Linked DNA regions of Homo sapiens: region 1 is linked to region 2. A link is a loop called in an ENCODE intact Hi-C map of the cell type or tissue named here. Cell type or tissue: mammary epithelial cell. All regions are shown on one strand. Each heading gives the region's core, and the rest is flanking DNA. Links, peaks and the distances in the headings are about the cores only. Region 1 has its middle 210 kb from the start of LINC00410. Region 2 has its middle 59 kb from the start of LINC00410.

Region 1 (5,392 bases), core at 92-5,091, 150 kb after region 2:
TTTTGCTCATACTGTTCCCCTATGGCACAATACTGAGCTCATTATTCTCATCTCATTCAAATTCTCTCATTCTTTAAGAAGTAGTTTAATTCTCTTAACTCCCCCAAAGGCCTTCTTAAACATCTTCACCTGAAATAATTTCCAGGATCACTATGCTCCTAGAGTATTGTTACCACGGTAACTAGTATCTTTATGACTACTAAGAAATGGCCTTCTATATCTCATTTGCACTGTAATTGTGTGACATATCACTTCTGTGTCTTATTTCTCCATGAGACAACAGGATCTGTTTTGGGAGACTGTAATGTGTTGCACAAAACACTGGAAAATTTTTGGAACCAGAGACGTGCTATGCATTCTCTCAGTGACCTTTAGCAAATGATTCAATCTCTGTAAGTCCCAGTCCTTTTATTTACAAGAATGAGTTGGACATCCATCTTTACATTTAAAAGACTTGGCATAGCCCAGATGGTAAGGGCTCAAAATTTGTCAATCTCAACTTCTTTTTTTTTTAATCAGAGGCCATATCTTGTATTGCTTTTTTCTCTGCAGTACTTATATTAGTGTCTTGCCATTTACTTTGAAACACAAGTGTATGGAATTGATTTTGCTTAATAAAGAAAAAGAAAATGTGCCTTGCTAAAGTATGGCAAAGGAACTATGTGAATATTCTTATATATAACATGAAGACTTGTCCCACTGCTATTGATTGCAGGGAAGCTGTATCCGCAGCTAGATTCTGATGGTGCCCATCAATCAGAAATGGTCTGAACTGAATAGATTAAAAACATTAGGCAGCCAATGAGGAAAGAGGCAGAACATTAAACAAATTTAGGTTTTTCCAGCAGTATTCTAAGTCTCCAACTGGAGAACAAATTACACATATTCTTACTAGTGAAAGAACTTTAAGTCATGTGGTTTTCTTTTAAGCCTCATTTATTTATACAAATCACACAATCAATTATAATACCCTTGTAGGAGAAGAATTGCATATCTTCAAATGCTGAAATAGATTCGAATGCAAACTACAGTGCAGTTTTGCCTCATGCAAAACAGCTCTCTCGATTCACATCATGTTTCTTTTCGCTCCCACTTGTGATTATATTTTCTTGTGCTTGACATACTGAACTGGAATAAACGGGATATTTTTGATGCTAGAGATGTTGACAACTGATATAATTAGGATGTGGAGTGAAATTATTTTGATTTGGGGTTCAGTTGTTCCAAGCAGGAGGGTCGTGGATAAAAACACAGGAGCTTTTCTTGTCCACTTCATCCACATCGCCTGGAAAAATCAATTGTTTGACAATTGAAAGTGGAGCCCACTCCTGTTCAACAGCAGGTATTGACAGGTAGTGATTAGACACCCAAATGCAACTGTTTTTTTCCAGCCTGACTGCAGGCATTGATTGCTGTGGAATTCTAGCTCTGATTGCAGTGGAATTTGATTTAGATATATGGAATATAGCAAATTACAAGTTAGGTCGGAAAATAAACATCAACTATCCTTTTGTATTTTTAAGGTGGTGTTTTAAGGCCTATAGCCTGAGGTCATAATAGACATTGTAATTACCTCATATTCTTCTTATGTCTCCTCTCCACCAAGGTAAAGCAATTGGAATGTGTTCTTTAGCAAGGATTCTATTTTTCTAAGTAAAGCTAAGTAATTCTATGCATCATACATGTCTATGAAGTGTATGTTTGGCCTTAAGGTGAATAGGAGTAAACATTTTGGTAGTAATGCAAAAAGGTTAATTTGATCTTGGGCTGGTGAACGTTGTGTGATGGTGGATGAACCCAGTGACCTCTGGGGTCATATGATTTCATAGCTGGAGAGGGGTGAAATTGACATCATTGTTATTAATAGGAAGAGGCTGGATAAAAACGCCAGGGTTCTCTAAGCTGTACATAAGTGAAGAATTTCTTTGTTCAGCAAAACTGCTGTGTGCAGCCAGGGGTGGTTAAAATACATTACACTGAGATTCTGGAAACCTAGGTTCTCTTCCTTGCTGGTTCTCTAACTAGCAATGTGACCTCGGCCAGTCAATTAACCTCTCTGCATTCCTTTCCTTGCATACAAAACAGGGAGAACAATACCTGCTTTTTCTGACTTTCAGGATTGTTTTCCAATTCGACTAAGATAAAACATGTGGAAGTGTTTTGGAATGTGTTGTGCAGCATACAAATGGAAGTTAATAATCATTGCCAACTCTGTTTATGACTCCTTTTCTTTCAAAGGCTGTCCTTGCTCAAAATGAGTCATTCCTCTTACTGCAATTACTTCAAACTGATTATGCGTTCATTTTTTTCCCCCAAGCATTCCACAGCCACACCACATCCACTGTAGGTCTCTTGCTTGTGTCCTTACAATTTTTCTTTTGTGTACTGCCTTATGTCTTTCCAATCAAGCTTGCCTGTCATTCAGTAGTTGTTTTTGGACATAGATATTGCCCATTAAATATGTTTTCTCAGCACAGTAGAATTAACTTTTAGTAAATGATGTATCTGTATTTGACACTGCACCATGTTCCCAGACCTTGTTCTTAGCCATATGCTGTTATAAATGTGCTGAATGACACATGGCTCATAGGTGATATTAAGAGACCAGATATGGCTATTCTAAGAATTCCATGTCTAAGAAAGCTTCACCTTACTGCAGCTGGTAAGTCAATATTTTATGATAAGAAGTTTGATATTCTGTACATCCCCCCCGATGGTTACTTTATCCTACTTGGTCCCTAGAAAATCAGGCCAAGAAACATACCTAATTGTTTCTTTTATGTACTTGCAGGGCCTCAAACCCTGCCTCCAGATCTGTTTCCATTATCTGACTCCTGCTTTTAAATCAGTTAGATTTACTATGGAACAGCAGTGTTGTCAGAACTTACCAATATATACCTTAGAACGCTAAACATTTACAACATTAACAGGATTGATAGAATACTGTTAATGACAGGTAAGTTTAGCAGGATATGCAAATGAAAGATTTGGGGACAAGATCTCCTCCCCTTCTAGAGTCCATATTCATAAACCTTTGGGAATTTCATTTACCTAAATAGGTCCTTCTTCACCATATCAAAGTATCTGGTGTCAGCCTGCGTGACAGGGCATGAATGATGGAAAGCAGCCCCAGAGTGGGTCTACCTAACATAACAGGTCCCATGAATGGAAATCAGCTGAGGGAAGCACAGAACTTGCTGCTGCTGCCATTGCTCATTCACTACTTCATTTCTTACTCAAACTCTAAACTTCACTCCAGATTATCATAATCAGTTCCACCAAAAAGCTTACCACACGGGTGTTCTGGGAAATTATTAGAAACAAGAGGCTGTGAGTCCACTGTATACCAGGGCTGCGTCTGTGCAACTGACTTCATACTAGGCTCTTTGTGTCTGTACTTGGGTTGTAGTTGTTTTTAGAGCCACGGACTCATGTTCTCTGGTAAGGAGTTTTCATGGCCAAGCCCATCTGCCATGCCCTGGAAAATATAAGAACAGAGACCTTAGCCATGGTCCAAATTGCTAACTTTTGGGGATAACTGCTAGCTCAGGATTCATAGCCTATGATCTCCTATAGGCTGGGGGTTGTTGGCCGGAGGAAAAGAGGTAGTTTCACAAAAAGTAGATTTGAAGATGGGAAGATAATTACTCGGATATACCTTACGATTGATGTAACATCTGACTGAGAAATTATCCTTGGACTATAAAATATTTGAGCTCTTTCAAAATATAGCAAGTCATATTTTCTCTGACTGACTGAGTACATCATCTTAAAACTACACTCCCTGAGATTGGTTTCACATAAGCCACATTTGGATGGCTTTAGAACTAACTGTAGGGACAGCATTTCTAGACATAACAGAACACTATGTTTATAAATCCAAATGTCAACTTCCAAGGTTATATTCTTGAAGACCAGATATGAATGAGATTAGCAAAGAGATACATTTTCTTAGAAGTCACAAATCTGGGTTACATGGGCATGCAAAGATTTTTGATATTTCATTGATATCTGCCATAGATTCAGACACTACTTATTTAGTCTTTATTACTACCCTAAAGACAGGGAGAGAGTTGGAATCTTAAATATATTTGAAGTACTTTTAGAGGCAAAAGGCCTTTTTTTCAGTATTAGCTAGAAGACGACAGACTCCAGCTGCTTTATAACTTGTAGGGAAATTAGAAAACTTGTTTTCCTAATCTCTGGCATGTGGGCAGCCTGCATTATCTTTCCCTCCCTCCCTCTCTTCTGCTGGCCCCATTTGGCACTATTATCTATTAGACTTGCTCCATATATCAGTAGGCATCTAGAAGAAAGTGTGGCAAAGCACATTTGCTTTTCCTTGGCCATTCGCCTCTTGTGCCCAATATCAAAGGCCAGTTTATTAAACTGAGACATAAATTCACAAATTTTGGAAAAATATCAGTGTGGTGTTTAATTTTATGTGCACCTTGGCTAGGCCATGGCACCCAGATATTTGGTCAAATATTATTCTAGATGTTTCTGTGAAGGGGTTGTTAGATGAGATTAATATTGAAATCAGTAGACCTTGAGTCAAGCAAATTGCACTCCATAATGTGGGTAGGCCTCAACCAATCAGTTGAAGGCCTTAAGAGAAAAAAAGACTATACTCCCAGGAAAAGAGGATTCTGTTGGAAGATTAACTTCATACTTGAACTGCAACAAAATCAGCTCTTCCCTGGGTCTCCAGTCTGCCACCGACCCTGCAGAATCTGGAATTGCCAGCTTCCATTATAATGTATACCAATTCCTTAAAATTTCCAGATAGATAGATAGATAGATAGATAGATAGATAGATAGATAGATAGAAAGATAGATAGATAGATAAAGACATGTATCTAGCTATACACATTCTATTGGTTCTGTTTCTTAGGCAAACCCTGACTAATACATTCAGGTAATTTCAGAATTATCCACATATAAGGAAGAATATTTATAGTTTCAGTGAACTTAGGTTTTCTCCTTTCCTGCATAGGGGAAGTGAAGATTTGGTCCTTCATAAAGAGCGTGTCCTCCCAGAAGCTTCTCCACTCTTGACTTGGCTCCACCACTGCAGTTTGCCTACCTCACAACATGCAGGACTTCAATTATTATTCATTATCATCATCATTTTGGCTATGAAAGCCAAAATGTAAAAATCTCATGCCTTCTACAGACGTGGATTTTGTTTCTTAGGTCCTTCCTAGGCTCATGTTTTCAAAGGTCATCTTCTCAACTTTTTCACAAGCCTTCAGAACGATATTGGATTCCTAGCCATGAGAGCAAGTTTGAAAGTAGGTCATTGAATTCTAATTCATTCTCCTCAGTGGTAAGAGCTCTGCACATGCCAATTCTTTTACTAAATGACCTTTTCTAAAATCACATTTACCCA
Region 2 (5,392 bases), core at 74-5,073:
GCCCACTAACATCTGGGCAATTTTCCAATGCAATAAGAATTCAATAAATTTATAAACTATTACTAGAGCATGCAGGCCTCTTGTTTTTAAGTGTGTATAAAGATTGTTTACTAGCTGGAAGAGGTAACTCATGCCTGTAATCCTAGTATTTTGGAAGGGTGAGGTGGGCAGATTGCTTGAGCCCAGGAGTTCAAGATCAGCCTGGGTAACATGGTGAAACCTGGTCTCTACAAAAAATGCAAAAACTAGCTGAGCATAGTGGCAGACACCTGTGGTCTCAGCTACTCAAGAGGCTGAGGTGGGAGGACTGCTTGAGCTTCAGGAGGTCGGGGATGCAGTGAGCCAAGATTGTGCCACTGAACTCCAGCCTGGGTGACAGAGCAAACCCTGTCATAAAAAAACAAAAAAAGTTAAAAAACGATTTTTTACTGGTACTTAAAATGTAAAAAATTAATAACTTAATAACTACAATTTTTGTAACTATTTACTTTTACTGATTTTTATTCTCCAGTCCAAATATAGCACATGGGGAAAATAGATAGATGAAGAAATATAAAACCAGACTTTTAAAAGAAGTTTGTTTTTAAGATCTGCAGCTGAGATGTGAGATAGAGGAGCTTAGCCTAAAGGAAATGCATTTGTTTCTGTGTCACTGCTCATAAATCTAGTTATACATTTCTTTTCTTTCATTCTCAACTTTCCAGATGAGAAAAGTTTTACTAAGATAAGGGAATATATTTTTTATGTATCCTTTAGAGCAGCTTTCTGGATAGAAATATAAGCAGTTGCATTTTTAAATAACTGGTTTTGTTAAACAAACTATAGTCATCAATAAATTCACCTACCTTTGCTTAAACTCAGCATCGTGCAAAGAAACATATTTGGTTTCCAATGCCAACTATATTTTTGAGTTCTTGAATGAGCAGCCATTGATTCTAGAATCAATCCTTTGGGCTGCTTTATTGGAGTAATCACTTAAGGCTAGGACAGTTTGTTTTTTCCAAGTTCAGGATTCATCCAGGCAGGTTTTAGGAATTACTTCGTATTATATTGAGTATACTCATATAAATATATTGCAAATAAAATATAATTTGTAATTCATTTCTGATAAAGTTCATCTGAAGATAAATTACCCTTGAACAACATGGGTTTGATCAGCATGGGTCCACTTATATGCAGTTTTTTCAATAAATATATTGGAAATTTTTTGGAGATTTGTGACAATTTGAGAAAACACGCAGATGAACTGCATAACCTAAAAAGTCAGAAAATTAAGAGAAAGTTAGGTATGTCATTAATGCATAAAATATACGTAGATACTAGTTTATTTGTTAAATTGACTATGTATTTGTTAAATTGACCAGTAAATCTTCTGGTCAACAGTGGGCTATTAGTTCTAAGTTTTGGGGAACTCAGAAGATATATACAGATTTTTTACTGCATAAGAGTGGCACCCCAATCCCTGCATTGTTCAATGGTCAACTGTATTGCTATTTTACTATTAAAATTATCTCATAAATATTGATGAAATCATTGATTTAACTGATAATTCATTGTACATGGCATCAGAGTCAGTCCACAAGGGGGCTCCCTTGCTCTAATTTTCAGAATTTTCCCTTAAAATGGATTATGACACTTTGGAAGATTTTTTATCTTTGCAAAAGAATTTAATAAACCAATTTTAAATGCACCAGAAACTCTGAAATATATTAATGGGTCACATTAACCTGAAAGAAAGAAGTACAGCCTCCACACTCTCTGGGGCATGTCATTTTCCTTAGTGAAAAACTTTCTTCACTGAATGTTATCTTGGTAGTCAAGTATGACAAAGTTGTGCTTCTCTAAGTTGTGCAAAACCAACTATATCACTGATTGCCTAAACACTGCAAGACAAATAACATAATTACAATGGTTAAGATCTGTAAGACCTTCAGGATTTCCAAATGACAAATGCTATTTCAAATGGGCAGCCACATAGCACACAAAACTAGACTTTTGGTTTATAAAAACATTTTTATAACATCTTTTTTAAAAAAGAAAAATAATCCTATTTATTCCTTCAATAAAATAAGATTTGAAAGCATTTGAAAATATCTAGTCAACTAAGCATCTGTTAGTTACTTTTTCAGGAATGCCACTGTTTATTCTGTTTGGTTCAGAAAAATATTTGAGTGCTGGTTTCATCGCAAATACTGCTTTGAAAACCAGAGAAGTTTTTAAACTTCTCTGATATCCCAAGCAGCTCACAGTTTCCAAGTGGAGAGTGAAACAGAAACAATCATACAGCAAAATGATGGAGGTGCTGAATAATACAGGGGGTTTTGCATCTTGATAAGCCAGAAAAGAAGACTGAATTTACCTCAGGTTTAAATATATCTGAATATAATGCATTATTTGACCTTTTTTAAGGCAAATACTTGTTGCTTCTTTTGCCTTGTACCAGTTGATGTGCTTCATAATATTTGCACATCCTCTTATATCATCCTTCCTCATACCGTGCAGTGGGTGTGACCATTAGCTTCCATTTCAGGCCTTTGAGCACCATTATTTCCCCTGTCAACAATGGAGGACTGATTAATCCCGACGCCCAGTTCGGCCTCTAGGTGGTGCACAAGTCTTTTTTGTTGTAAAGCTGACATCACACCTCTGATTAGTCTCTCTTTTCTTAACAAAGAAATTTCTCAGAAAACACTGCTATAGGCTTTCAAGTCTCACAAGATTCCATGAGTAGCAACCAATTCACAGGAGGAATAAAACACATGATGGGAAGGTTTTTGTTTTTGTTTTAGGATGGAGTCTAGCCCTGTCACCCAGGTTGGAGTGCAGTGGCACCGTCTTGGCTCACTGCAACCTCCGCCTCCCAGTCCCTGTTCAAGCAATTCTCCTGTCTCCCGAGTAGCTGGGATTACAGGGGCCGGCCACCATGCCCAGCTAATTTTTGTATTTTTAGTAGAGGTGTGGTTTCGCCATGTTGGCCAGGGTGGTCTCAAACTGACCTCAGGTGATCCACCTGCCTCGGCCTCCCAAAGTCCTGGGATTACAGGCGTGAGCCACCGCGTCCAGCCTGATGGGAAGTTTTGTGTTACCAAGAGCAACACTAAAATCACTGAAATGTTTTTAAAAGGGGGGAAGGATAGAAACAGGGTAGAAGAATGGTTGCTAAGACTGGCGGAAAGGGAAGTGGGGAGCTGTTTGTCGAAGAGTACAAAGTTTCAGTTGTGCAAGATGAATCAGCTCTGGAGATCTAATGTACACAGAGTGGTGACTGTAGCTAACAATACAGTATTGTGTACTTGACATATGCTTAGATCTGAAGTGTTCTCACCACACACACACACACACACAGTAACCGTGCAAGTGACAGATATGTTAATTTGCTCGATTGTGGGATCATTTCACAATGTATATGTTTATCAAAAGGTCAAGTTGTAGATCTTAGATATACACAATTACTACTTGTCAATTATACCTCAGTAAAGCTGAACAAAAAGAGGGGTGTTGGGGGATATTGAACTTTTGGAATGATAGATATGAGCTGACCATGGAAGGTAAGCTCTAAAACGTCAAGGATCTTTGTCTTTTTCTTTCCCCATTTTTGTATCTCTAGCACCTAGTTTATAGTAAACATTCAAAAATTACTTGTTTAATAATTTGCATCCCTAACACATTTCCTTTTAAGACTCAGAGAGTGAATATTTTTGAGTTTGTTGGCCATACAGATTGTATAGCAGCTATCCAACTGCAGTCTTCATGAGAAACTAGCATAGCCAATATAAGAAAATGCATCGTTCTGTTCCAGTAAAACTTCTTTTACAAAAACAGCTGGCTAGCCTACTAGCAGTGGCTTGCCAAACCCTGGTCTGGACTCTTCTACTCCTGCTAATGCAGTTCCTTGGGTGTTCAACATTTTAGAAATTGATACTTCAAGCTTGTGAAAAAGAGATACTATGGCCGTGTGGAATCATGCCTTGAAAATTACATTAGAACCTTTTTGCTTATATGAGAGATCAATAGAAATGATGAATTCATGATTATTATCTATATTTCTCTCTTTTGGAGGTTGTGATTCTTTTGTGAGCACCACTAATTATATTGGAAGAGTCTCTCCAATCCCATATTTCATGTTGATCATAGCTTTGGGAATAAGTAGTAATCTCTCGTGGGGTAGAATAAGTAGAGGTCTTTCCCATCTGCTTGTTTTCAGTTTAAATGTTTATTTGCCCTATAACTGTAATATTTTCATTACCAGAATCACTTAGAAAAAAACATACAATAAAAAAATCTGCCTCAAAACTTTGCTCTATTTAATTCAGCAAGAAAGACTATGAGCCTCAGGATACGTAAGTTTTACTGTACTTCTTAAAGAACTAAACTTTAGTTCTTTAAAGTTCAGTGGCAAACCCTGCTTTTGTGATTCCACATTCTCTCAGCCACTGCATCCACACCTTCAACCCCTGCATGTCACTGCAGTAAGTGTTGGTGAAGGTGCAACGACCACAACAACAACCCTCCACAGAGAGAGATACCCTCGAAAAGAGAACAAGGATGCACTAAGATCCTCTGCTTCTAATTTATTAATGTTTTTTACATTGTATCAGTTAAGTTTTCTGTGTCAACTTGTCTGAGCCATGGGATGTCCAGGTATTTATTCGAATATAATTCTGAGTGTTTAATATTTGAATCAGCAGACTAAGTAGAGGAGATTGCCCTTTCTAATGTGGGTGGACCTCATTCAATCAGCTGAAGGCCTAAATAGAACAACATGGCATAAGTTCTACCTAGTAACACCTGAAGGCCTTCAAAGTGCGATATCAGCTTATTTCCTGCTTTGGACTGAAACTAAGCCATAGGCACTTGTGGGTTTCCAGCTTTCTAACTCACCCAGCAGATCTTGGGACTTGCCAGCCTGCATAATCATATGAGTCAATTCCTTATAATAAATTTCTTTCTACATCTTATTGTTTCTCTGAACAACCCTGACACATCATCTCTCTTTAAATATAGATATGTTAAATATATATAATATATATATAATACGTATATATATACACGTGTGTGTGTGCGTGTGTGTGTGTGTGTGTGTATATATATATATATATGAAAGGAACGTGCTACTCCCATAGAGAGGAAAATGTGGTTGGTATCCTAAATTGGAACATCAATGTTTTCCTAGTATACTCTGATAAAGCCAAATTATAAATATGTTTATTTAACATTTTCATGTTTTTATAGAAAATAAACATTATAAAAACATTTTCAAAATAGAAGAACATTCAACCTTCCACACAATTCGCTAACAACCCTTGGGAGACCATACAGAAGCAGTTTATACATCACGATCTTCCTCATTCTTTTTAGCTTGTTGCCCTATTTCTTAAGGTTTAGACTGATT

Evidence for each region. Hi-C counts contacts between places; a loop is a spot of excess contacts. Peaks named below come from ENCODE experiments on the same cell type or tissue, not always from the same donor. Only the 100,000 strongest peaks of a DNase experiment are listed, where the experiment ranks them.
Region 1: a loop joins it to region 2, with 2.5 times the contacts of the local background. A loop is called at or near these places in 3 of 110 quality-filtered maps.

What each region holds. Positions count from the first base shown.
Region 1 is chr13:90,714,437-90,719,828 of GRCh38, reverse strand. No RefSeq gene overlaps it. Among named protein-coding and RNA genes, the nearest start is that of LINC00410, 210 kb to the left of the region's middle. In mammary epithelial cell, for the core only: no CTCF peak of the experiment used is centred there; a DNase peak (open chromatin) is centred at 2,168.
Region 2 is chr13:90,864,678-90,870,069 of GRCh38, reverse strand. No RefSeq gene overlaps it. Among named protein-coding and RNA genes, the nearest start is that of LINC00410, 59 kb to the left of the region's middle. In mammary epithelial cell, for the core only: CTCF peaks have their summits at 1,578 (motif pointing right) and 2,604 (motif pointing right); a DNase peak (open chromatin) is centred at 2,589; H3K27me3 peaks cover 120 bases.